Linked DNA regions of Mus musculus: all the other regions are linked to region 3. A link is a loop called in an ENCODE intact Hi-C map of the cell type or tissue named here. Cell type or tissue: heart. All regions are shown on one strand. Links, peaks and the distances in the headings refer to the core of each region. The heading gives the core; the rest is flanking DNA.

Evidence for each region. Hi-C counts contacts between places; a loop is a spot of excess contacts. Peaks named below come from ENCODE experiments on the same cell type or tissue, not always from the same donor. Only the 100,000 strongest peaks of a DNase experiment are listed, where the experiment ranks them.
Region 1: it touches region 3 in a loop (2.1-fold over the local background); 4 of 42 quality-filtered maps call a loop at or near these places.
Region 2: it touches region 3 in a loop (3-fold over the local background); 16 of 42 quality-filtered maps call a loop at or near these places.

What each region holds. Positions count from the first base shown.
Region 1 is chr10:116,576,110-116,586,376 of GRCm38, reverse strand. Cnot2 (CCR4-NOT transcription complex, subunit 2) reads left to right here and starts at 4,866. Exons shown (of 16, transcript NM_001037846.3): 1 at 4,866-4,924. In heart, for the core only: a CTCF peak has its summit at 8,989 (motif pointing right); DNase peaks (open chromatin) are centred at 3,316, 4,596 and 4,866; H3K4me3 peaks cover 3,474 bases; H3K27ac peaks cover 2,103 bases.
Region 2 is chr10:117,029,460-117,039,726 of GRCm38, reverse strand. No RefSeq gene overlaps it. Among named protein-coding and RNA genes, the nearest start is that of Gm10747, 7.6 kb to the left of the region's middle. In heart, for the core only: a CTCF peak has its summit at 5,720 (motif pointing right); a DNase peak (open chromatin) is centred at 5,726.
Region 3 is chr10:116,939,437-116,949,703 of GRCm38, reverse strand. Rab3ip (RAB3A interacting protein) reads left to right here. Exons shown (of 11, transcript NM_001359645.1): 2 at 10,223-10,267. The coding sequence starts at 10,253. Among named protein-coding and RNA genes, the nearest start is that of Rab3ip, 5.9 kb to the left of the region's middle. In heart, for the core only: CTCF peaks have their summits at 5,376 (motif pointing left) and 6,458 (motif pointing right); no DNase peak of the experiment used is centred there; H3K4me3 peaks cover 1,180 bases; H3K27ac peaks cover 1,780 bases.

The DNA.
Region 1 (10,267 bases), core at 1,072-9,071, 360 kb after region 3:
GAGGGAGGAGCCATGGGCTCCTGATTTATAGAGGATCAGTTAGAAAGGGTGTGCTGACTTGCAACTGGCATCTGAAGTGAGGAGCAGCAGTTGTGGAACAAGTCCTATGGGATGCGATGTTATCTCCAGGTTGGTAAAGTCAGAAGCTTCCGCATTGTCCTTCCCACCCTTTTGTTGCTAAGGAAGCCAAGGGAGAGCAGTGATTGATTTAAACGTTTGTATCAGCTCTTGCCTGGCATTAGCAGCACTGCAAACATTCACTCGCCCCTCTGCTGCTCGTCAGAGAGGCTTGCGGCCTTTCCTGCCCTCCAGTGTTTTATGGGGCAAAGCTTGCCACTCCTGAACACTCTAATCACCATTACCTCAGAAAGTGACTGTATTGAAAATCAGTTTGTAAAGATGTAATTAAGGTCAAATGAGGTCACTTGGGTGAATCATGATCCTAGCACCTGGCGCCTTTGTAAGCATTGGTAGAGTTAAGCAGAGGGAAAAGCCTGTGTAGACACTTCAACCAACCATGTATGAGCCAAGAGGACAGGTCAACATCATCTCTAATGGCTGAGCACTATTCATTGTATGGATGTTGCTTATCTAGGCAACAGTGGAATACAGCCTCAAGCAATCGCTGTTAGACACATCCTTCGCACTTTTGGAAGAGGAACCGACTGAGGGCTCAAGGCTTTAGCAGTCCACTCTAGAAACATGCTGCCAGTTTACACTCTCAGCAGAGTCAGAAGCGCTGCTCTCTGAACTGTAGTCAGCACAACTGTAATGTGTTAACTGCATCTAAAGACTCAGACTGGGTTAACCTTTCCTACGGGACACTCTGAGCTCAACAGCTGAAGCTCAGTAAGTTCTAAAACCAACCAGCCTCAGTGAGTTTCTGCTCTAAGCACACCCGTCTTGGGATCTGACCTGCTATAGTGTGCTGTGTGATTTCTCTTGTTCCAGACATCTCATCGGCTTAGCGCTATGTTTTCCTAGCTTGATTTTCCACACTTTGCAATTACTCCTACAGAAGGTAATATTAGAGGATAAACAATGAAGGGAGCTATCTGAGGGAGGGTGGCCAAGGAAGGCCTGCCAGAGACAACGTAACCCAGGATGACCCTTCCTTCCCTCGAGTCTAGGTTACCCTCAAATGTGTGCGGATCTCTTTGAGTCAGCTTCCCAGGTGTTGGGATTAGAGGTGGCTCAATGTCTAACTCTAAATAGTGGTTTTGATTAAAAAACAAACCAACCAAACCAAAAAAACAACCAATTTCCCCTAAGATCAAAACCTGAAAGGAATGTAGTGCAGTTACCATGTTCTGACCCATGAAGCCCTGAAGGGTCTCAGTTACTACCAGTGTAAGGTTGTACCAATTCCTATGTGTACATGTTACACTGGCAGGCCGAGCACAACAGGGAGGAGCGAAGGGATGAGAGGCACCTGCTTTTATTCTAAGGGTTGTTCTGGGAGAATACTGCATGATAAGGACTAGAGAGAGGGAGAGATTGTAATCAACTGGTCATCAGTGCTATCACGTGGCTCTGACGTAGGCTAGGAAGTCTTTACTCCAGGTAGCCATGTGCCCACATTTACTACTCAGAAAGAGAAGGATTTGGGGAAACAACTAGCAGTCTGTGCAAGAAGGCTGGAACCAGAGCATAGGAGAAGGCAGAGCTTGAGCGGCCATTTGGGTTTACTCTATATGTACATATGGGAGCTAGAGTAGGGTTTTAAAACACCAAGGAACATAACTGAATAAAAACATTAAAGTGATGCTTCTGGCTGGTACACAGGAACAGTTGACAGGAGTGGGCTGCTGAGAAGGGGCGGGGTTCAGAACATTTGTAGAGTTCTCAGTAAATGCTGCTAAGATGGATGCAGACAGAAGTCACAGTGGCTTCCTAACTCCAGGCTAAATCTGTAAACAGGGTCACTGCTGATGGGATTCGGGCGAGGGAGAAGTCAGCCATGCTTTTCCAGGCAGTCTGAGGTCCTTGTCCTTTCCGTTCCTTGTCACGGCAAACATGCTACCTAGTAATTTTGTTTTTTTTTTTTGTTTTGTTTTGTTTTTCGGAGACAGGGTTTCTCTGTGTAGCCCTGGCTGTCCTGGAACTCACTCTGTAGACCAGGCTGGCCTTGAACTAAGAAATCCGCCTGCCTCTGCCTCCCAAGTGCTGGAATTAAAGGTGTGCGCCACCACCGCCCGGCAGCAACCTAGTATTATATCCACATTTTTTGGTTTGTTTTTTAAGGGAGGCCTTTCCTTCTGCAAATATATACAAACTCATTTTTTCCTTAATAAAGCCTTTCCCCCTCAATCCAATCGAGTTTTCTATGAGGTGCACAAAACAACATCTCTCAAAACCACATAAATATACTCATCAGTATGAACTATTTTCAAGCAAAAGTAACAAAATTATTAGACCTGTTCACTATCAAAAATATTTTTAAGACAAATTGGATAACTATGATCATTATTAACAACTGTTATGAAGCTGTTTTATTGGAGACAGATCTTATAGAATATGTTGTTCAGGTTAGCCTCAAATTTTGATTGACTCTCATGCCTAAGTCTCCACAGTAATAGGTTACAACAAATGTCACTATGTCTGGCTTTGAAGATGAAGTCATTTTGTTTTTACAAGGTATTAATATATATGTATGTGTGTGTGTATATATATATATATATATATATATGTATATATATATATATATATATACATATATATATATATTCCTGTGTCATCTGCAACTAGCTATGCAGACCAGGCTGATCTGGAACTCAGAGATTGGCCTGTCTCTGCTTTCCATGTGCTAGATATAAAGATCTGTGAAATTATGCCCTGAAAAGAAGTTTTCGGTGCGACAGGATGATTTAAGATTTTTATTGAGTGCATACATCTTTTATTGAGTGCATACATCGTCACGTTGAGCCATCAATACAGCCTTTAGCAAATGCTAGGACGTTCATGGAGTTTTTCCTAGCATCCCTGTTCCACACATTAATTAAGAAAATGGTCTTATCTCACCTGGTAAAGTCCAAGCATAGCAATACTCTCAGACCTTCCCCAGTGACAGCAATGTTTAAATTTTGACAAAAATGTGTTTTTAAGTTAATATACGTAAGAAGAGTAATGAATTAGAATATTTAATGTTACTTAATGTGATAATGCTACTACATACACATTAAGGGCTCCCAATAACGAGCAGCCAGATTAAGGTGCTCTGCATTGCATGCATTCACGCACATGAGCTGCACACGCCTAGAGTAGCCAGTCTTTGAACACACTACCTTATGGCAGTAGATGCTAACTTGAGAGGAAGAGAAAGCAGACGAGACAGGAAGGCACGGTTGGGGGAGGGGCCATGTAGGACTGTGTTGTTCCTTCTTGAATTTCCCTAAAGTGAAAAACCAACAAAACACAAAACGGTGAAAAGGAGTATTTAATGAAATGAACAACCTAGCAAAATAAACCTTTTTTTTCTACTGGCTACACCAGTTCCTGTCCGCATTTAAACAAATTTGCATATCTGCTGATACTGCATATCTGCTATGTCAAATTACTTTCAAAACCATGACAAAGGTACTTTTAATTTCACCGTAGGCTATTGTATCCTATTTCTTGCCTTTAGCTTTCTATGATAAAAATATATATCGCTTCCGTTTATCACAGAATCTATATCTAACTATATAGACTGGCGGGCTGGAAGGAGGTAATTTATTAAACTACAGCAGAAACTTTATTTACTTCAAATGAGTAGTAATCCGCATTAGTAAGCTCTACCACTCAAACATGAACAGCGATACGTTATGAAACTCGCAACTTCAAAGCACAAAGAGGCTTTTTAGCAAGTTAAGTAACCGTAAAACACGAAGTTTGTGGATGTTCAAAGGTGTAAACTAAGAGTATTACAGCAATAAAAAGTAATTTCACTTTCAGGGACAGTCCGGCTTTGGAGAGCAAAACACTTTAGTTCCCAACCACAGCCACCGTATTTTCAAAAGGTCTAGTGGATGAGCCAGCTGGTCACTAAGGTTTACCAAGGGCGCGCCGGGCGGGAACTAAATAAAGTGCCACAAACACCGTTCGGTTAGATTAAGTACTCCCGGCAGTGCTTTAAAAACACGCTTCCCCCTTACTTCCTCTCACCAGGTTTAGACCGGGGGGGGGGGGGGCAGGTAAAAAAAAGGGGAGCATGAAAAGGAAGAGGGGGCGGCGATCAAACGCCTAGGTTCCAGCGGAGGGGAACTCACTGCTCGGGAGGTGCGGGCGGCGTGCGGCGGGTGTCTGGGGGAGCGCACCCAGGTAGCGCAGGCAGCGGGGCGGTGGGAGGACCGAAGCACCGCAGGCACCGCACCGCACCGCGCCGCGCAGCAGGCTGGGGACAGCCCGGGGACAGCCCGCAGGAGGTGCTCGGGGGCGGGGTGTCCGAGGAAAACACAAACACAAACACGCTGCGCGTCCCCCGGTGGGCGGACCCACGCCACCCTCGGCTTCTCCCCGCCCCCGAGGCCGCGCTCGCCCGCTCGCTCGGACCCCAGGCCGCAGCTCCAGGCGTGGCCGCAGCAGCTCCCGGCGTGGCGGCGGTCTGGCTTCGGGAGCCCGGAGAGGCCGCCCAGGCCCCACTCTCCTCGGTCACCGCCACAAGACAGCGCCGCACCTTCCGCGGGAGGCGGCGGAAGCCCGGGAAGGCTCCAGGCGAGCGTTGTGCTTCTCACGGTCGACTGGCGTACGGGCGGCGTTCCGTCCATTCGGCGAGCCTCGCTCGCTCGCCGGCTTCTGCTGCTGCAGCCGCCGTCGCCGCCGCCTTCGAGCGGAGTCGGAGCGACGGGGGTCACGGCGGGGGTCAGAGGGTAAAGGTCTTGCTCCCAGCAGCCTCCGCGGTGGATACGTCGCCATCTTGGATCCGCGGGACAAGAAAATTCATGCGGTGAGTTTTTGGCCAATTTTCGGAAGTCTGGCGGCGGGGCACGCGGCGGGGGAGGCGGATTGGGGGCCCCCTCAAGGCGGGGGAATGCCTCGGGGCTGGTCCGGTCGCGCCCGGGGTCCGCGGGTAGCGTCCCGGCCCGCCGCTTCCCGTTGCTTTTGTCTCGGCTCCAATCGAGAGAGGGAAGAGCGGAGCGGGCGGGCGGGCGGGCGGGGAGGGGGTGGCGGCGCTGGAGGAGGGAGGGGGTGTGTGGCGGGGTGGACGGGACGTAAAGCGTCGCCGTGCTCGGGCCGCCACCGCCGCCACCACCGCAGCTACCGCAGCCGCAGCCGCTCCGGAGCTTAGGCCCGGGCCCCCGCTGCCCGCCGCGGGGCTTCCCCGGCTCCCGCCGGCGCGGAGCAGCCGCTGCCGCCGTGCTGCTTCCTGGGCTAGGAGAGAAGGCAGCGGCGGCGGTGGCGGCGGCAGCAGCATCCAGGAGCCCCGGCCACTGGACACGGCTCCTGCCTGCCACGTTCCCAGCAGCTGCTGGTCCTTGAAGCTTTACGTTTCTGGCCATACACGCGCATCCTCCGCCACTTGTGTGGTTTTCTTTTCTTTCTTTCTTTTTTTTTTTTTATTTGTTTGTTTGTGTAAGATGGGGACATCGCACTGGCTAACGGGCCTCGGGAGCCTCCAGGCCCTGAGCTATACCGAAGGGGCCTTTCTTGCAAGGTGGAAAGGCGAGAGAGAAACTCAGATGCTGCTTCTGCCCCCGTGCCTGGAGTGGGAAGCCTCTCTAGTGGTGTAGCCTCTTGAGTTCCGATGGTCCTGGGGCGGCGGAGGAGGAACCCGAGCCACTCTTGTGAAGTTGCAAGCCCTGGTTTCTACTTCCGCCGGGCCCCCTCTACCTTTTGCCGTTTTGTTTTAGGTCTTCACTTCAAAGTTTCATAGAAGAAATAAGTTGGGTTAAAAGAAACCCGGTAGTTCTTAATTGAGGTACTGTTTGCTTAGGAGAAAAGCTTATAATTCTTGTTATCTGTAGGCCCTTCGGGAAATCTAATTGTAATTTTATTTTTGTAAAATTATTTCTAAGGTTTTGTTATTTGCATTTACGTTAGATCCAATCAGTACGCTTTTACCTCCAAAAGAAAATAAAAATAAATAAATCTTACACATAGGTACTTTCTTGGAAATCCTAGGGGGACATCTCCACTTTTCAACATCTGGGAAGACAAGTGTTAAGAGTGTTTTGCTTCATTTTCATTAAATCCTTAGTCAAAGATTTCTCTTTAATCATCTGGACAGTTCCTAATAAAATACAGCAATATGATCCTTAGATTATTGGCAAATGGTAGAACGTTAACCAGATCTGTTCACAAGGGACACACTTAATGTTCAAAACTGAATACATTTTCTATTACTCTCTATAGTGAGAAGTTTTAGGGAGATGGAATCGTGTTCCTATAGATTTCCCTTTCCAAATAAGTGGGTGGTAACTTTCACAACAGTTTTATGTTTGGGAATGCTTTGTATATTCAACAACAGTTCCTTCTCAGAAGTCACCTTTGTAGTTTTGTAAGGTAATTTTATTCCAAGTTGGAAGTGTTTAAAAATCCAGTACACTGAAATGGTTGTCTACATTCAAATATTTGTCTGTGTTCAGGTTTTGTGTCTTTAATATGTTTTCTAAATGGTCCCTTGTGCTCTGCCTATCCAGTCTGTTGTCATCTTAAAGCTAAAGGAAAAGTTCAAAATGCACAGACAACTTCTTCCACTTTTCACTTTTGCTGACTTTGCAAGATCCTTAATTTTAAAGTGAAACCTTTTCATTTTTAAAAAAGTGCCTGTTTTTGTTTTTAACTCTAGACCAGAAATAAAGACTGTATTTGACTTTTATTTTTTTATTTTTTGCATTCCTATTAATGCTTTATTGACACACATAAGGTAGTGCATGTGTTGGCAGAGCACTTTGGTTCTCAGATGCAGTCTAGAGATACCTGTAACCTTACCAGATGCTCCAGGCTGAGAGTGGCCTGCACATTAACGTATCAGTAAATACAGCCTTTCTAAAGTGCTTACAAATAAATGGTGTATGGTGGAAAATGAAGCAGATTGATGTCTGTGAGTGGTTTATAGCCTAGCCATCTGAGAACTATTTGATTTGAAAATGAAATCAAACTCCAAATAATAGGCTCCCTAAAATAATAATTACCTTTAATTTCCCTATATAAAGGTAGGTGCTTTTTGGTTTTTCAGAGATGCCTTAGGTTTATTTAAAACTTCAAAAATAAATATTTTATACTGCTGGCAAGTTAGAAATACTAGTAATCGTGTTCTGCTTGTTTCTTTTCTCCTCTTTCTTTCTTTCTTTCTCTCTCTCTCTCTCTCTCTCTCTCTCTCTCTCTCTCTCTCTCTCTTTCTTTCTTTCTTTCTTTCTTTCTTTCGTTTTGTTTTTTCCAGACAGGGTTTCTCTGTTTAGCCCTGGCTGTCTTGGAACTCACTCTGTAGACCAGGCTGGCCTGGAACTCAGAAATCCGCCTGCCTCTGCCTCCCAAGTGCTGGGATTAAAAGTGTGACGCCCGGCAGTCTGCTTGTTTTTAAGTAGGTGCTAATATTAGCAAAACTTAAACTTTAATGGATCATTATAGAATTTTTTTACACGACATGGGATAGTATAGGTTTTTTTTTTTTAATGGCCAAATTTGCTTGATTAGAAAATTTGATTTTTGTATCTAACTAGAGTATGAGTAGATAGTAGTAAACCAGTAAAAATAAGTATACAATTTTGTTTTGTTTTGTTTTGTTTTGAAGTGATATTAAGTTGTAGTATCTTTTGATTAAAATTTTAACTGTCAAATGAATGACATAGCTGACTGGATAAAGGCATTTGACACCAAGCCTAATGATAGAAGTTTGATCTGAGAGACCCATATGGTGGAACAAGAGAATCAACTTCCCTAAATTGTTTTCTGTTATCCACACAAATAGCCACATATAATAAAACATTAAAAAATGTACTATAGGGTTAGTTTTGGTGTCACACATTTAAAAGCAGGCTGTAGATCCTGTATGTTTGTTTGAGCAGACATTGGAGGAAGGCTTATGTGAATGGTGATAGTTTTAGGAGGAGATTTTCTTACCCAGACTGTAGTGGTATTTTTAAGAATTATGTGTAAATTATGTATAGGTGTGTGCTCGCATGTGGATAATGTGTATGTGAGTGCAAGTGTCTTCTGAGGGTCCAGAGGCTCTGAAGCTGGAGTTAGAGTTATGAGTTGCCTGACATGGAGGCTAGTGGAGGCTAGGAGCTGAACCCAGGTCCCCTGGAAGAGCAGTAAGTGCTCTTACCTGCTGAGCCATCTCTCCAGTCCCTCTAGTGGATTTTGTAACACAAAACACAATAAGTCAAGGTACCAGAGGTTGGGTGGTTTTCGAGGCAGAATTCATCAGAGTTGGACTGTAATTTCAGTGGATTTGCATATAGTGATGGGTCAGAAGATTTACTGATATGGTAGAAGTGGCTCTTGTTTAGGTTCCGGTGACTGTCTGGACCAAAAATGATTTCTGTTTTGATATTTGAAGGAATTTAATTTCATTCTAACATTTTCAATATGGGGAAAAGCTGTGCTCGAGTTGGTATCTATTGTAGAAATTTACATTTAAGGAACTATAAGGAAAATTTGGGTTTAAGGTTCTAAAATTATTTTAATACCTTATCTTGCATCAGTTTATTGAGCTCTTTAGTATTGCTATTTTTTCTTATGTCTGTAGTTATTCTGTGTGGTGTCCTTCAATTTCTATTTAAAATTTTTCAACTATTAGGACAAATCATGCCAATAACAGTTTACTCATCAATATTATCAAGGATGTTCTAGAAATAGAATTTATTTATTTATTTTATGGATGTGACTACAGTGTAGCCGTACAGATGGTTGTGAACTTTCATGTGGTGGTTGGGGATTGAATTTTTAGGGCCTCTGCTTGCTCTGGTCTGCCCCCACTTGCTCAGTCCCTGCTTGCTCTGGCCCAAAGATTCATTTATTATCATACATAAGTACACTGTAGCTGATCTGATGCACCAGAAGAGGGCGTCAGATCCCATTACCCATGGTTGTGAACCACCATGTGGTTGCTGGGATTTGAACTCAGGACTTTAGGAATAGCAGCCAGTGCTCTTATCAGCGGAACCATCTTGCTAGCCCTAGAAATAGAATTCTTGCTGTTTTCTGACAGGTTTTTTTTTTTTTTTTCTGAAATGAAGCTGCAGATACTTGGTATCTAACTTCAGGGAGGAACGCTGCATTATGAAGTGATAAAATGGTCTGCGTTGTCTTTACCTTTGGGATGGGCGCATGGCTTATACAACATACAACATACAAATGAAAAAAACTGAACTGTGTAGAGAAATACAAAGTTTTCCTTTGGTAGACACATTTTTATATATGATCAAACTCAGGGTCCAAGACCATTTAGTTAACTGTTTGGAACTCATTTGCTCCTTAAGTCTAAACATTTGCCTTTTTATTCATAAGCCTGTTTGCATGTGTGGCTCTGGGTGTTAAGTGTCACTTTCTCTCTGTTACTTGGTAAACTTATGGCCTATGTCAGTTTCTTCATGAAATCGTTCCTGACTCCCCCAACCCCCAATACTCATTACTGAGTATGTCACCATGGATCTTAATTTACATCTCATCTCTCCTCCACCATGATCCCTACAGGTCTGAGTGTGAGCAAGACTCTTGTCTTGGTTACATTTACACACTTTCTGTAATGTATAGGAGTTAGAGTCTCAAGAAATAAGCTTCAAGCAAACCAGTTGCTGGCTTAGTTGTTTCTTTTCTTTTCTTTTTTCCGAGACAGGGTTTCTCTGTGTACATTGGCTGTCCTGGAACTCGCTCTGTAGACCAGGCTGGCCCTGAACTTAGAAATCCACCTGCCTCCCTCTGCCTCCCAAGTGCTAGGATCAAAGGCATGCGCCACCACGTCCATTTCTTGAATCTGTTTTTTGAGTTTTACTTTTTTATTCTTTAAGATTTATTTATTTATTTTATGTATGTGAGTACACTTCAGCTGAACAGATGGTTGTGAGCCTTCATGTGGTTGTTGGGAATTGAATTTTAGGATCTCTGCTTGCTCCAGTCAGCCCCGCTCACTCCCGTCAATCCTGCTCTCTCAGTTCCTGCTCACTCTGGCTGAAAGACTTATTTATTATATGTAAGTACACTGTAGCTGTCTTCAAATGCTCCAGAAGAGGACATCAGATCCCATTACAGATGGTTGTGAGTCATCATGTGGTTGCTGGAATTTGAACTCAGGACCTTTGGAAGAGCAGTCAGTGCTCTTACCCACTGAGCCATCTCTCCAGCC
Region 2 (10,267 bases), core at 872-8,871, 90 kb before region 3:
ACGATATAAGGAGAGGACCAACTCCACATCTAGAAGATAGAGATAACGGTAATAATAAAGCGATATCATAATACATTCCTTTGTTGCAGTTGACTGTAGTAGTGCATGCTTTTGTTCCTGGCCAACTCTATACCCTCCTGGTTCACCACAGCCTATTTCCCCATGGTGATAGAAAAATGCAAATTTTCCCTTTAGTCTCTGGAATCCTTTGAGTTTGACATGGCCTCTCACAGGATCACCTGTAAGGGCTTTGGTCTCCAGCCTGTGAGTCCTATTGGGACGATATGGAATCTTCAGGAGATTGAGGTCTCCTGGGAAAGTTACATTACCGGGCATGTGCAACGGTAGCGCTGTCCTTCTGATGAGGCCCCAGTGGGTGTCAGTCAATACGCAGAGCAGAGAGGAGACTTGGCCAACATCAAGGGTTTCCGCTCAGCCCTCTGCATCTTCTCTGTCAGCCGTGCCTGGTGTCTCCTCGAATCTCACTGAGATATAGACATTTGGTGTAGTCGGAAAGCAGTCACATCAATACAACTCCCAGCAACTGAGACCCTTCTGGAATTCACAGAGCAGCAGCCCTGAAGCTTTGGGAATCGATGAGCCATTGTGATGTCAAGTGTGTGGGAAGAAGATGTAAATTTTAAACAGTGAAGCAGATGTCTGGGGCTGGTGTGCTTTTAGATAGCTGCAGATGAGGGGACATCGGGGAGGTTGTGAGAGGCCAAATCTTTTCAATTCAGGCTCCATTTTAAAGCATTTGAACTCAGGTAAACAGGCCAGTAGCTAGAATTGGTTTACAGGTTACCCCCCAATGAAACCGGAGTCTAGCTCCAGTTTCTAGGCTAACCCCCACAAGACCAGCATCTCCAAGCTAATCTCCCCCAGCAAATTTGGAGTTAACAGAATAACCCCACAACAGCCGGCCTTCTATCTAACAACCACCAGTGCAGTGGGAAATAGAAGGTAAGTTTATAGTTTGACTCCCAGTACCAGTCAATTATGGTAAAGGCCATAATAACTCTCCAATTAGATGCTTGCCAGGCTAGAATCGCTCCCTCCCTCTGTCCCCCAGGGCTGGCAAGTGGGCAGCCCAAGCTCGAGCTTGTAAATAAAGACCCTAGTATGATTGCATTGGATCTGCTCCTGACTGGTCTATCAGGGTTCCTGAACTCTTCCTTCGCAGAACAGTTGGCACACTTTTAGTTTTTGGCAGTCTCCTTGGTTGTCACCTTTCAGCTTGGATACTGTGACAGTATCTTTTATTCTCCCAGTGTAACCTCTGAACCTGCAAGCCAGCCCCAACTAAATATTGTCCTTATAAGAGTTGCCTTGGGGGGCTGGTGAGATGGCTCAGTGGGTAAGAGCACCCGACTGCTCTTCCGAAGGTCCGAAGTTCAAATCCCAGCAACCACATGGTGGCTCACAACCACCCGAGATCCTGATGCCCTCTTCTGGTGCATCTGAAGACAGCTACAGTGTACTTACATTAAATAAATAAATTAATTAATTAAAAAAAAAGAGTTGCCTTGGTCATGGTATCTGTTCACAGCAGTAAAACCCTAACTAAAACAGTGAGCTAGCTGTTTTCTTCGTTTTCATTTACTCATGGGGAGGGGACTTTTGTCATCAGTTCAGTATCGCGCTGCTTCAGGAATCTGTTGGTGCAGATCTTTGCTAGACACTGCTCACCTGAACTGTGTGTGGTAGTGTGGTTGAAAGGGTCCTAGACTTGGACTCTGAAGGTCTCTTTGAACTCCATCAATTGTTTCCTTGTTTATCTTTCTATGTCTCTTTCTCCTTTTCTAGAAAGAAGAGGGTTGTGTCCCTAATAGGCCATCAGGCTAGGAAGCATAGACTCTCTGCTGGGAGACTTTAGTGTTAACAAATACTAGGCATATTTTACCTGGAAATGTAGGTTCTGCTGGTGAGTTTTATGTCAACTTAACATAAGCTGAAGTCAATGAATTGGAAGGAGCCCCAACTGAGACAATGCCTCCATAGATTGGGCGGTAGGCAAGCCTATTAGGGCAGACCCAGCCCATTGTGGGTGGGGCCATCCCTGGGCTGGTGGTCCTGGGTTCTATAAGAAAGCAGACTGAGCAAGACACAATGAGCAAGCCAGTAAGCAGCACTCCTCCATGGCCTCTGCATCAGCTCCTGCCTCTAGCTTCCTGCCCTGTTTGACTTCCTGCCCTGACTTCCTTCAATGATGAACAGTGATGTGGAACCATAAGCTGAATGAACGAACCCTTTCCTCCCCTTTGAGTATGGTGTTTCATTAGAGCAAATAGTAACCCCGACTAAGACAAAGGCTAAGTGTGGAATGTGGGTCAGAGATCGAGCTTGAGAAATCCACTGTTGTTTGAATTTTCATTCAAATTCCAGACTGTAAAGCTATAATCAACAAGGTCCCCACCCATTGCTGCTTTGCACATCTCCCTAAGACACTTAGAGGGATCAACATGATGAACCAGACATGAACTGTGTGGGCCCCGAGCGCACGGAGAGTCAAGAGTTTTAATATCAACCTTGCTCTGGACTGGGGTCGGGTGACATCTTACAACCTCAGTTTACTTATCTGCCAAAGTGGGCTCGGCCTGAGGTCATGGAGATACTGGGTTCAAAGTATCTCATACACGGAAGCTGCTTTGTGTTATAATCCCTTTATATTAGTGTTATCATCAGATGTGGGGAAAGATTATTCCAGGAAGTCCTTGGATACTTAGATGGCTGGGCCTGGGGCCAGCCTGAAGGTGGTGGTGTCTCCCTTTCCTAGATCTGTCTTTCAATTGGTTTCAGAAAGACCTGAAGACCTGGCCAACTCTATACCCTCCTGGTTCACTACAGCCTATTTCCTCATGGTGACAGAAAAATGCAAAATTTCCCTTTAGTCTCTGGAATCCTTTGAGTTTGACAAGGCCTCTCACAGGATCACCTGTAAGGGCTTTGGTCTCCAGCCTGTGGGTGCTATTGGGACGATATGGAATCTTCAGGAGATTTAGGCCTCCTGGGAATGTCACATTACCGGGCAGGTGCACTGGAGAAGACCATCTCTAGTCTCTAGTCCCTTCCTGTCTGGTCTTATATTTATTCACCACGGATGTTGTCATGGCGTTTTTTCTACCTCAAAGGCTCTCCCCGAAATGGGACCAAGTTGCCACAGTGCCTGAAACCTCTGAAATCCTATGCCTAATACACTGCTCATTCTCTCTCTCTCTCTCTCTCTCTCTCTCTCTCCCTTCCCCTCCCTCTCTCCCTTCTCTCTCTCCTTTTAAAGATTTATTTATTTCATGTATGTGAGCACACTGTCGCTGTCTTCAGACACACCAGAAGAGGGCATCAGATCCCAACACAGATGGTCGTGAGCCACCCTGTGGTTGCTGGGAATTGAACTCAGGACCCCTGGAAGAGCAGTTGGTGCTCTTAACCGCTGACCCATCTCTCCAGCCCTGCTTTTGTTTTTTAATGCTTGGGATGAACCGACGGCCTTGTGCAATGCTAGGCAAACACCTTACCACACCGCTGTTAACACGTCTTGATTTCCTAGTTTGTAAAATATAGAAAGCAGCAGCACCTCTATCGTTGAATAGGTCCAAGGGATAGAGTAACAGAACAGGTCCCGCTTACCGGTACTAGATAAACATTGGTGTAACACTTGGCTTGGTCTGGACCTCTGCTTCAGGAAACACTTGAGGCTCTTGGCAAAAAGAAAAGAAAAGAAAAGAAAAGAAAAGAAAAGAAAAGAAAAGAAAAGAAAAGAAAAGAAAAGAGAAAGAAAGAGAAGAGAAGAGAAAAGAAAAGAAAAGAAAAGAAAAGAAAAGAAAAGAAAAGAAAAGAAGAGAAAAGGTTTACTTTCGGCAGACTCTGCAGTTAGTTTTAATAATAATAGCTGCTCTCTTGTCGTCCCCCACATTGAGGGCTTTTTATACAGTATTATTTAAATGCCACGCCCAGGCTGCTCCTTACATGCTAGTACCATTTTCTGCTTTTAGGTGAAGATGGGAAGGTAAGGCCTCCTGCAGGGGCTCTGGGACTGAGTTTCCAAAACGTGGCTGCCCTCCACGTGGTCACAATTTAGTGCTGGCTCTAGTGGAGTCCCTGCTGTGTTACTGAGAAAACACTGGAAGACAGGCGCAGGCAGGCAGCAGCAGGCAGGCCCTCTCAGACTCCCTGTTCCCAGGCTTGCTGTTAGGTCTTAAACCAGAGACAAATGGCTGCCAGGCTCTCCCAGCATCCTTCATCCCTATCTGGTACAGGGTATTGTTGCATACCCAGCCCCGCTACCCTAAACTTCTTCAGCCCAGGGGTTGGGCTGCCCTCCCCCCATCTGCGCTTCCTTATATAATCCAGACATTTTGGTTTCCCGGTCCTTTTGTCTGCCCTTTACTCTCTTTCCTCTTGGCCTGGGCTGCCTTAGCCCGAGGCTCCTCTCTTGCTTTCCCTCATCCCACCCCTCCCACTCCACCCCTCTCGCAGTCCGGTTTGGTCCTGCTGGCCTGGACTCTTCCCTCTGCCTACTTTCTCCTTTATATCTACAATAAAAATATTTTCCATACTCGAGAGGTAGACATGCCCCCCTCCTTTTCTTTCATTATTTCTCACATTCACTTGCAAATTCTGAGACAAGTCGCAACTGGACACTCTACATGAGAGAGCTCTTGGTCATGAGCTCCGACCTGCACAGACAGTGGCTGCATCCGGCAGGAGGTGTCTCAGTCCTGATGTGAGGCCCAGAGGCTTCAACAAGAGGGAAATGCTTTTGAAGAAACTGAAAAGTGGAAAGATTTGTGGGGAGAGCCACATCCCCATAGCAAAACTTCCCCCAGAATCTCAGGCCCGGTTTCTGACTGTCCAGGGCTCAGCAAGCTCTGAGCCTAAGACCAGGCTCTTTAATATCCAGTGCCGGAAGTGAGGCAGCCCCACGTCCCCAGCGGTCCCTTCTAAAATACCTGCAGGGAGAACGGTGCATTCAGGCCATCCTCCCACCCCCATCTGACCTATCCCACGTGACCTGTTCCTTAGAAACCTTGGCTCTTTCTGGGTAGTACCCTGGGGCATTCTGGGACACGGGAGTGGGGACGGGTGGAGGGGGGGGGGGATATGCTGGCGTAAACTCCAGGTCAAGCTGACCTGGATGCCCTAAGAACCACCTGTTGCTGGGAATGCAAATCTGTAGAAATCAGAGACGAATCATGGGTCAAAATGGAAGGTAGAGAGTGTTTGGTGGAAAGTGTCTTTAAGAGTATTCTTGGGCTGCAGAGCTAGCTCAGCGGTCAGGAGCACTGGCTGCTTTTCCAGAGGACCAGGGTTTAATTCTCAGCGCCCACATGGCAGCGCACAAACTGTAACTCCAGTCCCAGGGAATCCAGAATCCTCTTCTGCAGGCATCACACATCAGACGCGGTACACATATGTATATACAGATGAAATACTCGTACACATAACATATCTTTAAAATATATAAGAGGGGTCTAGGTGTCCCAGAGACAAGCAATCTGAACTGTGAACTGCAGGATATTATCATAGATCATAGAATTTGTGAGTCTTAAAGGGGACAGTCTGAGTAAGGTTTTGATGACACATTTGGATCGTGGTAAATGCTTATTATTAGTCATCAACATCCAAATAATTGCTTTTGGGCGGGAGAGAGAGTTGTGTAGCTCATCAGATAGCTGGCTGGCTTTACCCACCAGGAGAAGAGAAATAAGTTGGTCATATGGCCACCAGGGGGCACTCCTGGCCCTGGGAGTCAACACCGGCGTGGCATTTATGATTCATAGGTAGACAGATGGGAGAAAGCAGAAACGTCTTGCTTGCCGGTGTGGAAGCCTCCAGCTAAGGTTGAGAAAGAAACCCCCTTTCGAGCTGGTGCTGCCTGGTTTCCCTGGCAGGAGCGGAAGTTGACCTGACCACCTGTAGGAGGGCATATTCCATTCAAACCAGAGAGTCTCCTGCCAGGATCTGGTTTCCTGCCTTCTCCCTGAAGGGCAACACCACTAATTCCTAAGATGTGTTTTATTTATTATATATATGTGTATATAGTAAATGTTTTTAACATATATATGTTATGTTTTTAACATATGTTTATATATATATCATATATATATATAGTTCAGTGCATATATATATATATATATATATATATATATACATATATACATATACATACACACACACACACACACACACACACACATATATACAGTATACACTGAACCATCTCTTCTGCCTTTTAATTTTTTTTTTAATTATAGTCTCATTAGGTAGCCCAGTGTGGCCTTGAACTTCTGGGACCTCGAACCTTGGAGGTTTTAGACATGAAACTACTGATGGGAAGCAGGAAGGCTGACATTGATGCTCGGGGTTCTCACTGTGGTGCTGAGGCCTTAGCGTGACGCTGGTGACACAGCGGGCTCAGGATATCACTGCAAAGGCAGTGTGGTCGAGGCTGATGTGATGGGCCAGCGAGATGGCTCAGCGAGTGAGGGTGCTTGCAGCCAAGCCTGGTGGCTTATGTTGGATTCCCAAGATCCACATAGCAGAAGAAGTGACTGATTCCAGTATGTTTCCCTCTGATCTCCACATGCCTACCCTCTGTCTCCACACGAAATGAATGAAGAATTAAATAAACCAATAAAAACATATAATAAAAGAAAAAAAGGTCTCTAGAGGGTCCCTCATATATATATTTTTAAAATTTCAATTGTTTGCCTCACTCAGCCACCCCTAAGGACACTAAGCCCTGCCACAGGTGGCCAACAACCAAGTCCACAGACTCAAGCCAGATATCAAAGCCCCTGCATTCTTTTTGACTGTTAATAGTAATAACAGTTATCGACTACAACCACATAAGAAACAAAATGAAAGCTGACTTCCTCTGGTACCCATCATCTCATTCAGCATGGCTGTTCTTCCTCCCTGCCCTAACTGAGCCCCCTAACCCCCACCCTCCCACTCCCACCCCCGTCCCTGTAGACTGCTCTCTGGGCAGCACTGTAGTCAGTAGAGCAGGGTTCCCCCTGGCATCAGGAACTGGCCTCTTGTGTAGAAGCTGAATATCTGTAACAAGGAGGCCCGTGCACTGTTCTGTGTACTGGCAAAACCCAGCATCAATACCTGAACAAATAACAGTCAGTCAGATAGACAGACAAACGGAACCATGCTTGCTTCTGGGTACACTAAACTTTTAGGGAACCAGCACTAAAGTTGATTTTGTGCATCACAGGGTGTTCAATAGCATCTTTGGCCTCTTCCACTATGTACCAGTAACACTTCCAGTATGATGATCGAAAACATCTCTCAACACTACCTAGTGTCTCCTGGGTGCAAGATCGCATCTGATGCAGAGCCACTACCCAAGGAACTTGGAACAGGATAGAATTTCTGCACAAAATCAACTTTAGAAATGTCTTATTTGTTTCGAGACACAAAATGTACTTCCCCTTCATCTCTGTGAGGCAATTGTCCTGAAATTAGAAGCTCAGAGAAGAGAGTTCCATGGCACCATTGGCACCTGGGGCACAAGGTAGAATTGGGCCCATCTTCTAAAATTCAGAAACAAAGAAGCTCAAACAAAAAGTTAATATCTGGTCTGGCTCACGTGAGGTTTTTTAGGGAATTTTGTATTTGCCACAGTCGGGGACATGCTGACGGCATACTCAGAGATGCTGAGGGACAGCGTAGAGTGTGGTGAGGGATTCAAGTTGGATTACGGTTCAAAAGCTCTACGGGAAGGTTGGGGTCTTCTAGATTTTGTAAGATGTGCAATCAGAGAGTCCTGATATTGCTTAGTTGGGTTTTTTCCAATTCAGCAGTCATATCAACGGGAAAACTGTCCTAAGAGTTGCGTTCACAGGACTAAGGCCAAAAGTCTGGAAAGACTTGCAGTCCCTGCCTGAGATAATCCCTGGTTATGTCCTGGGCTGCACAGGCATTGATTGGTGTTTGCTGTTGACCAGGTTGCGGGTTGTGAGGAGGGGCGGGCAGGTGGGTTAGATTCTGATTTGCATTTTCTTTGGGTGTTGTGTTTGGTTTTACACTTGCATTACTCCTAACTGGCTGATATAGGACCAGCATTGGGGAGAGCGGCTGTCCTAAGAAACCTTCCAACTTTGAAGCCAGTGTTCTAAGTCCTCTAGACTCACAGTGGGGAGAACGACTGCAATCAAAAAATTTTAAAAGTCTGGTTCCACATTGTGTTGGAGGACATTGATATACATAATGAGTTAGATGAGGGATTCATAGCTGTGGTGATCTGCCCTGGGATGCTGTGTGTTGTGTGGATGCACATGTGTGCATGTGTGTATGTGTATGTGATGCATGTGTGCACATGTGTGTACCCACTTGTGTGCATGTGTATATGTGTGTGTGCATGCTCATGTGTGTGCACATGTGTGCATGTGTGCACATGCATATGCGTATGTATGTGTGCACCCACATGTGTGCACGTGTACACACATATGTATGTGCATGTGTGCTCATGCACGTGTGTGTGTGTGTGTGTGTATGTGAAGGAATGATGGAAAATGCCAGGGAGAAGGAAGATGGTGAAGGCTGGGAAGCATCAGAGAGGAAAAACCATCTGAAGAGACTGACAAAACCGTTAAGTCGGAGGTTCAATGCTGTGAGTGTCAGAAGGGGATCTTTCTAAATGACCGAGAATCCCAAGGTAAAAGGGGACCCTGAAGAACAGATTACCATAGCAAGAAGTTGGTGATAAATCCCTGGAACACTAGTCACAGTCATGCTTGCTGGTCACACAGGACAATCTGAGGTTTCCATCCTTTCCCTTAGACGCTCATGATGGCTAAGAATGGCTGGGAATCCTAGTGAGCAGCCTACTTTCCAGATGAGAATGTGATGTTTGTGAAGATGGGTATCTGTCCAATTTCCTAACTGCCTTCTTCTTCTTTTTTTTTTTTGTTTTTTTTTTTTGTTTTTTTGTTTTTCAAGACAAGGTTTCTCTGTGTAGCCATGGCTGTCCTGGAACTCACTTTGTAGACCAGGTTGGCCTCAAACTCAGAAATCCACCTGCCTCTGCCTCCCAAGTGCTGGGATTAAAGGCATGCGCCACCATGCCCGGCTCCCTAACTGCCTTTTTCTTTCTCAACATCTTGCTGCTGTTTGTTTGCTTTGGACTTTAGAGGTAAGTGTGATCTTGCTACATAGCCCAGGCTGGCCTTGAACACATCACATAGACATGGTTGACTTTGAACTTTCAGTGCTCCTGCCTCTGCCTCTAGAGTGCTGGGATTATAGGCACATGCCACCATATACGGCTTTGTTCAAGTTTTTGAAGTTGTTCCGAGGTGATTCATTGATTCTTCTTTGTACTGTCGGTAAATTTTATATTTCCCTATTCCATTTAATCTATGTTCTCTATCACTTGGCTGAAGGAGGCTGAAAGTGAATGCCCAGAGTAATGGAAGCCCTGGACTGGGAGGATGGGACAATGAAGAAGAAGGGAGAGCAGCCAGGGGTCAGGCAGCTCTAAGTGCTTGGACGGGAGAGGAAAAATCGGTGGGCTCTTAATCATATTGCAATTGGGGCTGGAGAAATGGCTCAGTGGTTAAGAGCACTGACTGCTCTTCCAGAGGTCCTGAGTTCAAATCCCAGCAACCACATGGTGGCTCACAACCATCTGTAATGGGATCTGATGCCCTCCTCTGGTGTGTCTGAAGAGAGAAATGGTTTACTCCTATGCAGAAAATAAATAAATAAATCTTTTTAAAAAAATCATATTGAAACTGAACCCCAGAGTCAGGGCCAAGCTGTCCCTAGGAGCTGGGAGGAAATATACAAAGGCTTGGCTTTGCTGTCACCCTAACATGCAGATCATGTCAAAACACGACTAGGCTAAGCCTGTTCTTGGATTGGTCAAACCGCAGGGACATTTGGCTATTTGTCTATGAGGCAGAACTCAGAAGAAAATGATCTAGGCAGGTGAGGAAGCCAGGCAGAAGAAGATACATCCTTTTATTCTGGAGCCCTGGTCATGTGGGATAAAGACTCACTTTAGGATGGAAAAGTTCCTCATTTGGGCTCATTGAGCAAGTCACAATTCCGTTTTTAGTGTGAAGACAAAATGGGAGGCTGTACTGGTTGGTTTTGTGTGTCGACGGGACACAAGCTAGAGTCGTCAGGGAGAAAGGAGTCTCAAATGAGAAAAGGCCTCCATGAGATCCAGCTGTAAGGCATTTTTCTCAGTTAGTGATCAATGGAGGAAGACCCAGCCCGTTGTGGGTGGTGCCATCCCTGGGCTGGTGAT
Region 3 (10,267 bases), core at 897-8,896:
AAGGAAATGTTGCCTGTTCCCAGCCTACCTGTTTAGACACTTCTCAGTGTCCCCCGTGTCAAGGGAAAGAGCCCTGTGATCTTTTGGCTCTGGAATGATTGCATAATTGGAGGAGAGGCCGATAAGAGGATTAAAACAAACCGTTCTATTGTAAATCTCTTGAAAGACCCGGTTTCTGTTCATTACACTGTTCTTAAGTTTTTGTTTCTAAACAATGAATCGAGAGGAAAAGGAGGCAGAGTAGGTATGCAGCCCATCGTTGTAAATATTTGATACTGTTAAATATTTCACCAGTTTTATGGGGCCTTGTTCAGTTAGCATGTGTTATTTATTTACCAGGACTGTGCGTTTTCAGAGGACTTTTCATGTTTGAATAGACACTGCATTCCGAATCTACTCCTCAAGGCCCTAGGGGAATATATTAACTGAACTTAACAGTTACACAGATTTACTCAGCAATGCATTCTTAACTATAAGAACAGACGTCTTTCAACTTTTTTCTCTTTCCGGCCCAAGGATGTTTTGAATTAATGCCTTCTTTTGTGAATGAGCGTGCTTGATGAGACGCCTCATTGCTTACATAGCAAGTCATTTGTGCTAGCGAATGATTCTCACCTTCCACTGCCTGGTTGATGTTCAGTTTCTTTGTGGAGCTTTGATGTCTCTGTTTAAATGCAGCTGTACTTTTGAATCAGTGTAATTCTATACTCTGAGACATATTCTTTGCCTCAGAGTTTCTTTATGCCTCTACTCTGCAGTATACGTGGATGCCCTACAGATATATATATATATTTTTTTAATGGAAAAATTACTGGGACTTGCCCACCCCTCATATTTACGCCGTGGCAGAATGGAAGCTAGGATATAACGTTAGTTTTGTATGTATTGTATGGGTTAGATAACCCATGCTTTTCTGCTGAGCGGGTCTCACAAAGGCTTAGCTCTAACGAAAACGGATAACTTTCAGAACCATCTCTCACCAAGCATGCGACCTCGAGTAAATCATTTATTGAGCATACTCAGTAGAAACACATTCAAATGTCAGCAGTTGCTCCTTTAGTAGTTGGTTGTTTCAACCCAACATGAACTTTATAAAGGTGGGATATGAGTTTAACTGGACATTCCATTGAGATGGGGCGCGCAGGGAGGTGGAGGAGCTTCGGGGGGAGGGAAGAAGCAAGAAGTGTTAACTTGACTGTGGCCTGGGCACTGGGCTGGTGGGCTTGTTGTTTGAGGCTACGTTGGCTTGTTGGTCCTCAGGCCATTTTTTAGGTTATAGATAGCTTTATCAGATTTTTCAAACCCGGAAACCGAAGTGCAGAAAATCAAAATAACTTGCCCGAAGTACATAGTTGTCATTTATAGTGGCTGATCGAAAAGCCAGTATTAAAAACTATTTGAGAACCCCAAATGGAGATTTAAACTCTGTTGTTTAAACTCCTTATGCTACTGGTCTATGCTTTCTGAAAAAAGAGCTTTGCATTTAGAGGGCAGGCCAGTGGAAGGTGTTGCCATTTGTGTGTCTGATTAAAAACTATTCCAAGTGTCCCGATGGTGACATCCCTGTTGCCACTGTTAAACTGAGATCGAAGTCCTGATCTAAGCTTGCTCCAGCTCATGTACCCTCACCAACCAAGAGATAGGTCATTTATATCCCCTTGCCTTTCGTAGCTAAGGGAATTGATACACGAGTGATTGTGTAGCTTAGCCAGGATCGGATAGCTGGCAGGTCGATTAGAAGTCAGGCAGCTTCGGTAACAGGGCTTCAACTGTCATAAACCCACGGCTTCTTGTGGTATAGGTTGTGACGCCTTGTTTGCTCTTAGTCACAACGTCCAACCAGTTCATGCTTGAAGGATTGCCTGGTCTTAATTACTGCTCTGCCACTTCATCTGTAGGTCGTAATGCTGAAAAATTGTTTTTAATTTAGCTTTTATGAGATAGTTATATGAGTGTAATATGTAATTCTTATGTCACCAGAGGCTTTTGAATAAAATATTCAGTGAGTATCTACTTTGCAAGCCAGCGGGGGTTAAAGGAAGCTATAAAAAGTTGAAGGTAGGAACTTACGATACTCTTATATACTATATAATATGTTCCTCAAAGCTTAGAGGGACCTGGGATATAGCTCAGGGTACAGGGGATTGCTTAGCTTAGCCTGTGAGACTGCAAGCTCAGTCAGTTTCTAGGATGCAAAAAGCAACAGCCTCTACCAAAACAAAACAGAAACAATTTAGGAGGATATATGTGTGTGTGTGTGTATGTATATATACACACATATACATATGTATATATATCACACATATGTATGTGAAAATCTATGTATACATTTGGTTGAGTATTCAAAGATCTGTAGTACTTGGGTACTGGGGTGGAAGCAGAGAGAAACAGTAGGTAGGGTGTGTGTGAAGGTAAGGACAGAAAGTTATAAGAATATTGTTCTTGAAGATACATTTTAAAGCAAAACATTTGGCCAGTACAATGCAGGTCAACAAATTTCGCTACTGTATCTACTTGATACCTTAAAAGTCAAACCTCAGGGTTTGGGAAAACTCATTTAACTAGTTTCTCCTTTGCTGCAATGCTCTCTTTAACTCCCACCCCCTAACCCTCACTCCCATCTGGCTAGAGCCAGGCTTCTATAACGTTGTAACCTTATGTATATTCTGTAACCTGTTGTAACCTTATGTATATTCTGTAACCTTCCTTCCCTCGCTTGCTGAAAGCTTACTTTTACTATACCCTTTTATTTATTAATTTTGATATTTGTGCTACATTTATATTTTTACTTCTTTTTCTTTATTAGTTTTAGTTTCTTTGAGACAGGGTTTCCCTGTGCAGCCTTGGATGTCCTGGGCCTGGCTTTGTAGACCAGGCACAGAGATTGGCCTGCCTCGGTCTCGGAGCGTTGAGAGCTGGATGCATGCTGGGAAGGGCGGTTGTCTGAGCTCCTGGACAGCAGCAGGTGTCACTTTATCTTACCTCAGTTTATAGCTTAGCACTGGGCTTGGTACCCAGGAGGGATTGTGCTGGAAAATCCATTGAGATTGCGTCAACAGCAGAGATTGAAGTGAAGTGTTGGGAATGAGAGCTGAGGGGACTACGGGAAACACGGACTTGAGTAAAATCAGGCTGCCGTGTGCTTAGTTTACATGCCGTGCCTTACACCGTCCTGCAAGGATTGTTGTGGAGAAGGCTCAGACGGTAAAACGCTTGCCCGAGTTTGATCTCCAGAGCCATGTAAAAAATTGTGTATTAGTTACTTTTACGTTGCTATGATACCACCACCAAAGCAGCTTATAGTTGAGGTTATTTTGGGTTATAGTTCCAGCAGGCTAGGAATCCCTATTAGCAGGGACAGCATGACAGCAGGCACCAGAGCAGGACGCTGGATACCCCATCGTGACGACAGGCATGAAGCAGAGAGCGTGCACGGGACATAGATGAGGATGTGCGACACTAACCCCCAGTTAAGCACAGTGTCCCCCAAACGCCTGACAACCAGGTGCTCAAATAGGAGAGCCTGTGGGGCATCACTCAGTCTAACCACCGTAGGTTTGGTCTGGTGGCTGCACTTGGGGTCCCAGTATCGGGGAGGCTGAAATAGGCAAACCTGAAGCTTGCCATTCTGCCTAGCCTAGCATAATTGATGAGCGCCAGCCAGTGTGTGTGTGTGTGTGTGTGTGTGTGTGTGTGTGTGTGAGAGAGAGAGAGAGAGAGAGAGAGAGAGAGTGTGAGTCAGTCCTCTGGTCCCCATATGCACAGGGACACACACACATTATGGCAACTCTAATGGCAAAAAATGTCAACTAAGTAGTAAATTCAGGAAGACATGACCATAGCACCCAAGAAGAGGGAAAGGAGAGAGAAAGGACACAAAACAGCGGTGACCAGCGGTGGGGTCAGCCACGATTCTGCTGTTCTCCTGTCTCTCAGTCTTTCTACATTAACTGTGTCTTTAATGTAGTGGAGTCAGTTAGAAGCAGACACACTGAGGGCTTTCATCTTCTTATTTGCTGACTATTTGATCTTGGCTACTGAGTGTCTCTGAGTCTGTTTCTGTAAAGTGGGGATTGAGACCATTTTAAAGGCTGCTGTGATGCTCAGCCAGACTGTGTATATATGCAGACAAAAATAAACTCTTGTTCTAGAGAGTCCCAGGATATGACCTTGACATTGATCTAACCTTTATAGTGTAGGTAGCCATTTCAGCCAGTTGCGGCTAGTTAAAGCCATTGTTAGCTTGAAGTTCGTTTTGCTGTTATAGGTTGGCTACGCTTTCCAGGCTGTAGGTCTGACTCTTCAGGTTAAACGCAAGCAACGTTTTCATGTTAAGTGAACCGTGTAGCGGTCTGCCCCTTAGCTGCCCACTCTGCTTGGTCGACTTCTGTCCCTTTTCCTTTGCCGCTTATCTTCCTGTCAGGCCCTTACTCCCCGAGCGTCCTGTCTTAGTCCCTGGAGCCTTGTCAATCTTGTGGATTCCTACTTAGCATTTACCCTGTAAGTTATAGTTTACTCTCCTTAGAGAGATAGCTTTCCCCTTTCCCCTCGTTGCCTGTGCCTGCAGAGTAGTCACCGGCTCTGACAGCCACACGTCATCTGTTGAGTCTGCCCACTGCTCCATTCTTAGACCTTGGCTTCAGGATGTCCCCGAGGCTGAAGCTGGTGGCCATACTTCTGTGAATACTGGAAGTCGTTGGATGGCGGTGTTTAAGGAAGTGGACTAATAGGTGGGATTTGTAACACTTTAATTTATGACATACTCATGAAGTAGCAAAGTAATTTTTAAAAAGTCACGCTAACTTAGAAAGTCATCTGAGAATTAAAAAAAGTATCTTGCCAGGTGTGGTAGCTCACTCCTTTAATTCCAGCATTTTAGAGGCAGAGATAGGTGTAACTCAAGTTCAAGGCCAGATTGGTCTACATAGAAATTGTAGGTCAGCCAGGGCTTGTCTCAAAAACAACAACAAAACCCCCAAACAAACAACAAAACAAAACAAAAAAACCCCAAAACGTCTGTGTGGGGTTATATAGCTCAGCCCTTACTGCATCTTTCAGTGGTTGGTAAATAATGAATAGAAGAAAGATGAAAATAATACTTATAATCCCTTTTGGTGTTTTGAGGCAAGGTCTCACTCTAGCATGGATTAGCTTGGAGTTTATGTAAGCTGACCTCTGACCCCCAGCGTGGGTGCTCTGACACTCTTAGGATTGTGCACACACGTCATACACAGTTACAATAACAATATTTTTTAAAAAGGTAAGGGCTGAAGAGATGGCTCAAAGATTAAGAGCACTGGCTGCTCTTCCAGAGGTCTTGAGTTCAATTCCCAGCAACCACATGACTGTCTGTAATGAGATCTGGTGCCCTCTTCTGGCATGCAGGCATACATGCAAGAAGAACACTGTATACATAATAAATAAATAAATCATAAAAATAAAAACCTAGAAAACAAATTTAAAACTGAGATTGGTAGCTTTTCTGTTCAGGCACTAGTGTTTCTTCTCTGATGCCATATACGTTTTGTTTTTTTTTTTTAACCTCTGAAGTGTAGTTCTTGTAACAAGTGTTATAATTAGAGAATCAAATTAATTTTCAGATATACCAAGTTGATTTGGGAATGTAGTTCTTTTTCCACTTCTCACTTGTCAAGAGAAGTCAGATCAGGAATACACTGTTAATGGGAAAGTGATTTTTTTCTTAATTTCATGTGGATTATTAATATGCATCAAGTTTGTAGCTGCCATTTAAATCATCTATATGTATTTTATTGATGTACTCAGATATTTTTTTTTAAAGACTAGGTTTTCTTATGTAGCCCAGGATGGCCTCAAACCAGATATCCTCCAGCTTTAGCCAGAATGGTGGGACCACAGGTGTGTGTTAGAATGCCCAACTTCTATGATACTTCATGGAAAATATTTTACCAATAACTTATCCTGATGATCTGAGTTATCTTAGTGATACTTTGGTTTTCTTTTCAAGTGTGAATTTTACCTAGGAAGATGTCGTTTTCATAAGAAGTTTGGCTTTTGCTAGGCATCAATAGTTATTAATACATGGGACTTTCATAATACCCCTGCTTACTTTGGTAGAGGCTGGCTGCTGCTTCTGGTGTGAGAATACAGTCTTCTAGGAGGAAACACAGTACCACTGAGAGTGTGTTAGTGGGGCTGGAGAGATGGCTCAGTGGTTAAGACTGCTCTTCTAGAGGTCCTGAGTTCAATTCCCAGCAACACATGGTGGCTCACAACCATCTGTAATGGGATCTGATGCCCTCTTCTGGTGTGTCTGAAGAGTGCAATGGTGTACTCACATACATATATAAATAAATAAGTCTTTTTTTTTTTTTTAAGAGCGTATTAGTGTTCAGAACATATTGTTCTGATCAGTTTTTCCTTGGTTAGAAGTCAGTTTTGGTCTGCCTGCATGCCTATGTGCCACATGCATGCAGTGCCCTCAGAGGCCAGAAGGTGGCATCAGAGCTCCTGGAACGAGTTACAGGTGGCTGTAGGAACCATGTGGGTGTTTGAAACCGGACCCAGGTCCCCTGCAAAGGCAGCAGGTCCTCTCTATCCCAGAGCTAAGTTAACCTTAAGGTGACTTGACGTTAGACACTGTCGAGGTGTGTCAGCAGAGCAGAAGCATCGCAGGCAGACACACTCCTCAGGGTGGTTTTTCAGTTTTCCTCCCTTTAGGTGAAACCAGGGTAGAGATGTGCGATCCTGGCATGCATGGATTGTTCTGGTAATTTAACGGAAGCAGAGTCAGTGCCCTTCTCTGTGTCTTACGTGGATTACGTTGGTTTCTCATGAGTGCTGAGGCCATACCTCGGACACCTGAGCATCCTGCCAGGACCTTTGTCTTTCTGTGGTTGTTCTTAGTGGGGCTGGGGTGGAGGAGGGCTTTACTGTTAATGCCTTTACTCCGAATGCCTTGGTTTCTTTGTCCTTCCTGTTCTTTCTTCTCCCCAACCCTGTGTGTGTGTGTGTGTGTGTGTGTGGCCAGAAGTTGATCTTGGATGTAGCTCAGGTACCATCCACCCTGTCCTTTAAAACAGGGTCTCTCATTAGTTTGGAGTCACCCTGCAGGCTAGGCTGGCTGCCTGGATGAGAGTTGAGGGAGCCCCAGGGGAGAGCTCTGGGGAGTCCTCTTGTCTCCTTCCTGGTTCCCACCTTTGTGGGATTTACAAGCACCCCAGTACATCCCACTGTTCCCATGGAGTCTGGGACCAAGCTCTTTACTGACTGAGCCTTTGCCTGCCCTGCTCTCTGTGTCTTCTGTGACATTTAGGAAACACCGAAGACGCACTGGGATCAATTCCTTATTTTTAAAATTGGTAAATAAAAGGGAAAAATCAATTCCTTATTTTTAAAATTGGTAAATAAAAGGGAAAATCAATTCATCCTTACATTCTGGTATGTAATACATCTGGTTAGGTCATGAGGGAAATATATATAAAAAAAAAACCTTAGTAAATATAAATTCACTGGACCTAGACAAGGCTCACAGTAGCTACTGAGATCACAGCAGGGACAAGGGCATCAGGGCCTTTAGTCAGTGAGTGGCAATGTAGTTCTGAAACCCACTAGCAGATCTACTGTAGGAGGGCAGAACTGGAGTTCATTTAAGGACTCCGTAAGATTCAACTTTTTTGATTTTTGTAGTTTTACTAAACCCTTGTCATATCTAAAACCGTCTTGGTCACAAGTGACATTAAGATAACTTATGTGCTTGGTTTTATATGTATAGTAGCTTTAGAATAAAAGCATCGGTATCACTGCTGACCTGACCTGGAGACAGCCATCGTTAGGGTTTATTACCATACTGTTTTAGCGTCACATAAGATACTTACATTTTCCTGAGTAAGCTACCATCTTTATGTTAGGCATTTTTACTTCCAGAGATTAAAAAATTAATATTCATATGGTTTCTTGTAATTGTAATTTTTTTCAAACCTCTCTTTTAATGATGGTACTTAAACACCTTTAACCTCCCTTCTATTCTAGCCCACCATCCACCTAAGTAGTGGGAAAGAAAGGACATGGGGGAAGTGGACCCATTTAGAAAGGTTCTTTGGAGCAACTCCATCTGTGTTGTCTGGAAATCGGCAGTTCAGCTCACAGGTTAGCAGGCAGGGGCAGCTCGATCCACTCACAAACACCTCACGGATACAGCAGCAGTCCAGGATCTATCTACCTCGAGTCGGGATAGCACACAGGAGTCAGCAGTGGTGGCAGAGACAGCCAGGCCTCAGCTGTTCTCAGCTGTGTCTCTCGATCAACGACAACTCGGGACCCACAGGTGCTGCACAGCTAGCTGTACCAGCAAGCCAAGCTCTGTCTCGGGTCACTCTGTGGAGTCCTATTTATACCCTCTAAACATCACGTGTCCTCCACGTGCCTTCCCTCGGCACTGTGCATCCAATCAGGGAGTCTGTGGAAGCAGCAAGAAACTGCAGCACAACACACACGTTTCTCTCTGTGGAGTCCTGACAAATGCAGCTCAACTACACAATGCAAGGCGGACCAATACATGTGTGTCACCAGGGAAGAATCCTTCGTCACGTGTCCTTTCATGTGCTTGCTTTAGCAGAACGTCCTCTCTGCAGTGTCTGCTTCAGCGAAAGGTTCCTTCTCAGGTCTCCGAGTCTTTCACACCCATGTCCACTTTAAGGAAACGTCCTTCATGTGTTTGCCCCAGCAGAACATCATACAACTGACTTTCCAAAGATCCCTCACGTTTCCAGTTACAGTTCTAACCTGTAGAAAACCAGGGAGAGAAGCCTGGCCCCATGGCCTCCGCTCTGCCTGGCTTTCCCTCCCACTAGAGAGAAGGCTTTTGGTGTGTTTTTAGTGTAACCCTCCAGTTCTGACTACACGTGTGTGTTACAGTGTATGTGTGTACGCTGTAATACAGTTACGTATAGTACATGTACAGTTATAAGTTTGTACTTTTCTCCCTACCCTAGACTTAGAAGCACAATAAATATTTTGTATTGAATTAAACTTTGAGGACTGAAATTGCCATTTGCTGTTAATAAATGTATTATTAGTAAATTTACTTACTTTGAAGTTGGGCATTTATAGCTTTAGTTGGTAAAATTCTGGTTGTTCCCACATGGCCATGTACTAATCTGTAATTTTGAGAGAGTCAGTAATTTTGAGACAGTCAGTAATTTTGAGACAGTCAGTCTACTGTCTTCTTTCTGGACTTTCTACACTCTTTTTATCCTCTACTGGATATTCTTTTAAGGCTTTTTATTGGCGATGGGGGATAATTAAAGTTTTCAGTTTACACGTGCGTGAATGTTTTTGTGTTTTGTGGAAGAAGGGATGTGTGCAGCTGGTGCCTGGGTTTGAAGCTCAGAGCAGAATCATTCACAGTCATCCAAGAGCTGCTGTAGGAAGGGCTGGAGGGGAGCCGGGACTTTTTCCCTGTAGGGAAAAAAACACCAAAGACTGGTTTACAAGACTCCTAGTGTTACTACTAAGAGAGCAACTTGAGAGAGACGTCTTATATTTTATGTATAAACTTTGCAAAATTATTGGACAACGCCGTACAAAGTAATTTCCTGCTGATGTAGAAATCAAAGTGTCCTTGTGATTAACGGCTGAGGAATAAATGTCTCGGAGGAGCAGGGTGCTCTGAGGGCCGTGCGGGACTGTCTTCTTCAGTGCTCGCCCACCACCGGTGGAAGATCTTGATCAGGATTTTATGATTAGCTGAACTTAGCTGCGTATATGTCCGTGTGTCTCTGTAAACATTCTCAGGGGCTCAGAAGTGTTAGCACCTGGTCATGGGGACGGCCTCAGAGCAGCTCGGGGAAGTTCTTATGGAATCTGAAATGTTTTCAAGACGAAAGCCATTATCTTCAGTCGTTTCTGCTGTTTCTAACCAAGATTATAGATGAAATATATATATATGTGTGTATGTGTATATATAAAATTAAGAAGTCTTTTCTTCCTTCCTCATGCCTTTGAATTGTACCGACTGAGACAACATTTCTGCATTTCCACATCTTTCCCAAGTTACTTCTGGGTAGTATTTTACCACAAGATCACTTTGTAAATGTTAAGCAGTTAGACGTTTTGTTGTTGTTTGCTGTTTTAACTGTATTTTATTGTTAGCTCATGCTTTATATGGATTGTTTTACAGCCTATGTATTTTGATTTTGTTTGAAGTAAGTCCCTAGAAATAACCATGTTCTTTTGTGTTTAGCTTAGGTTGTCCTATGATGAAGCCTTTGCTATGGCTAACGACCCC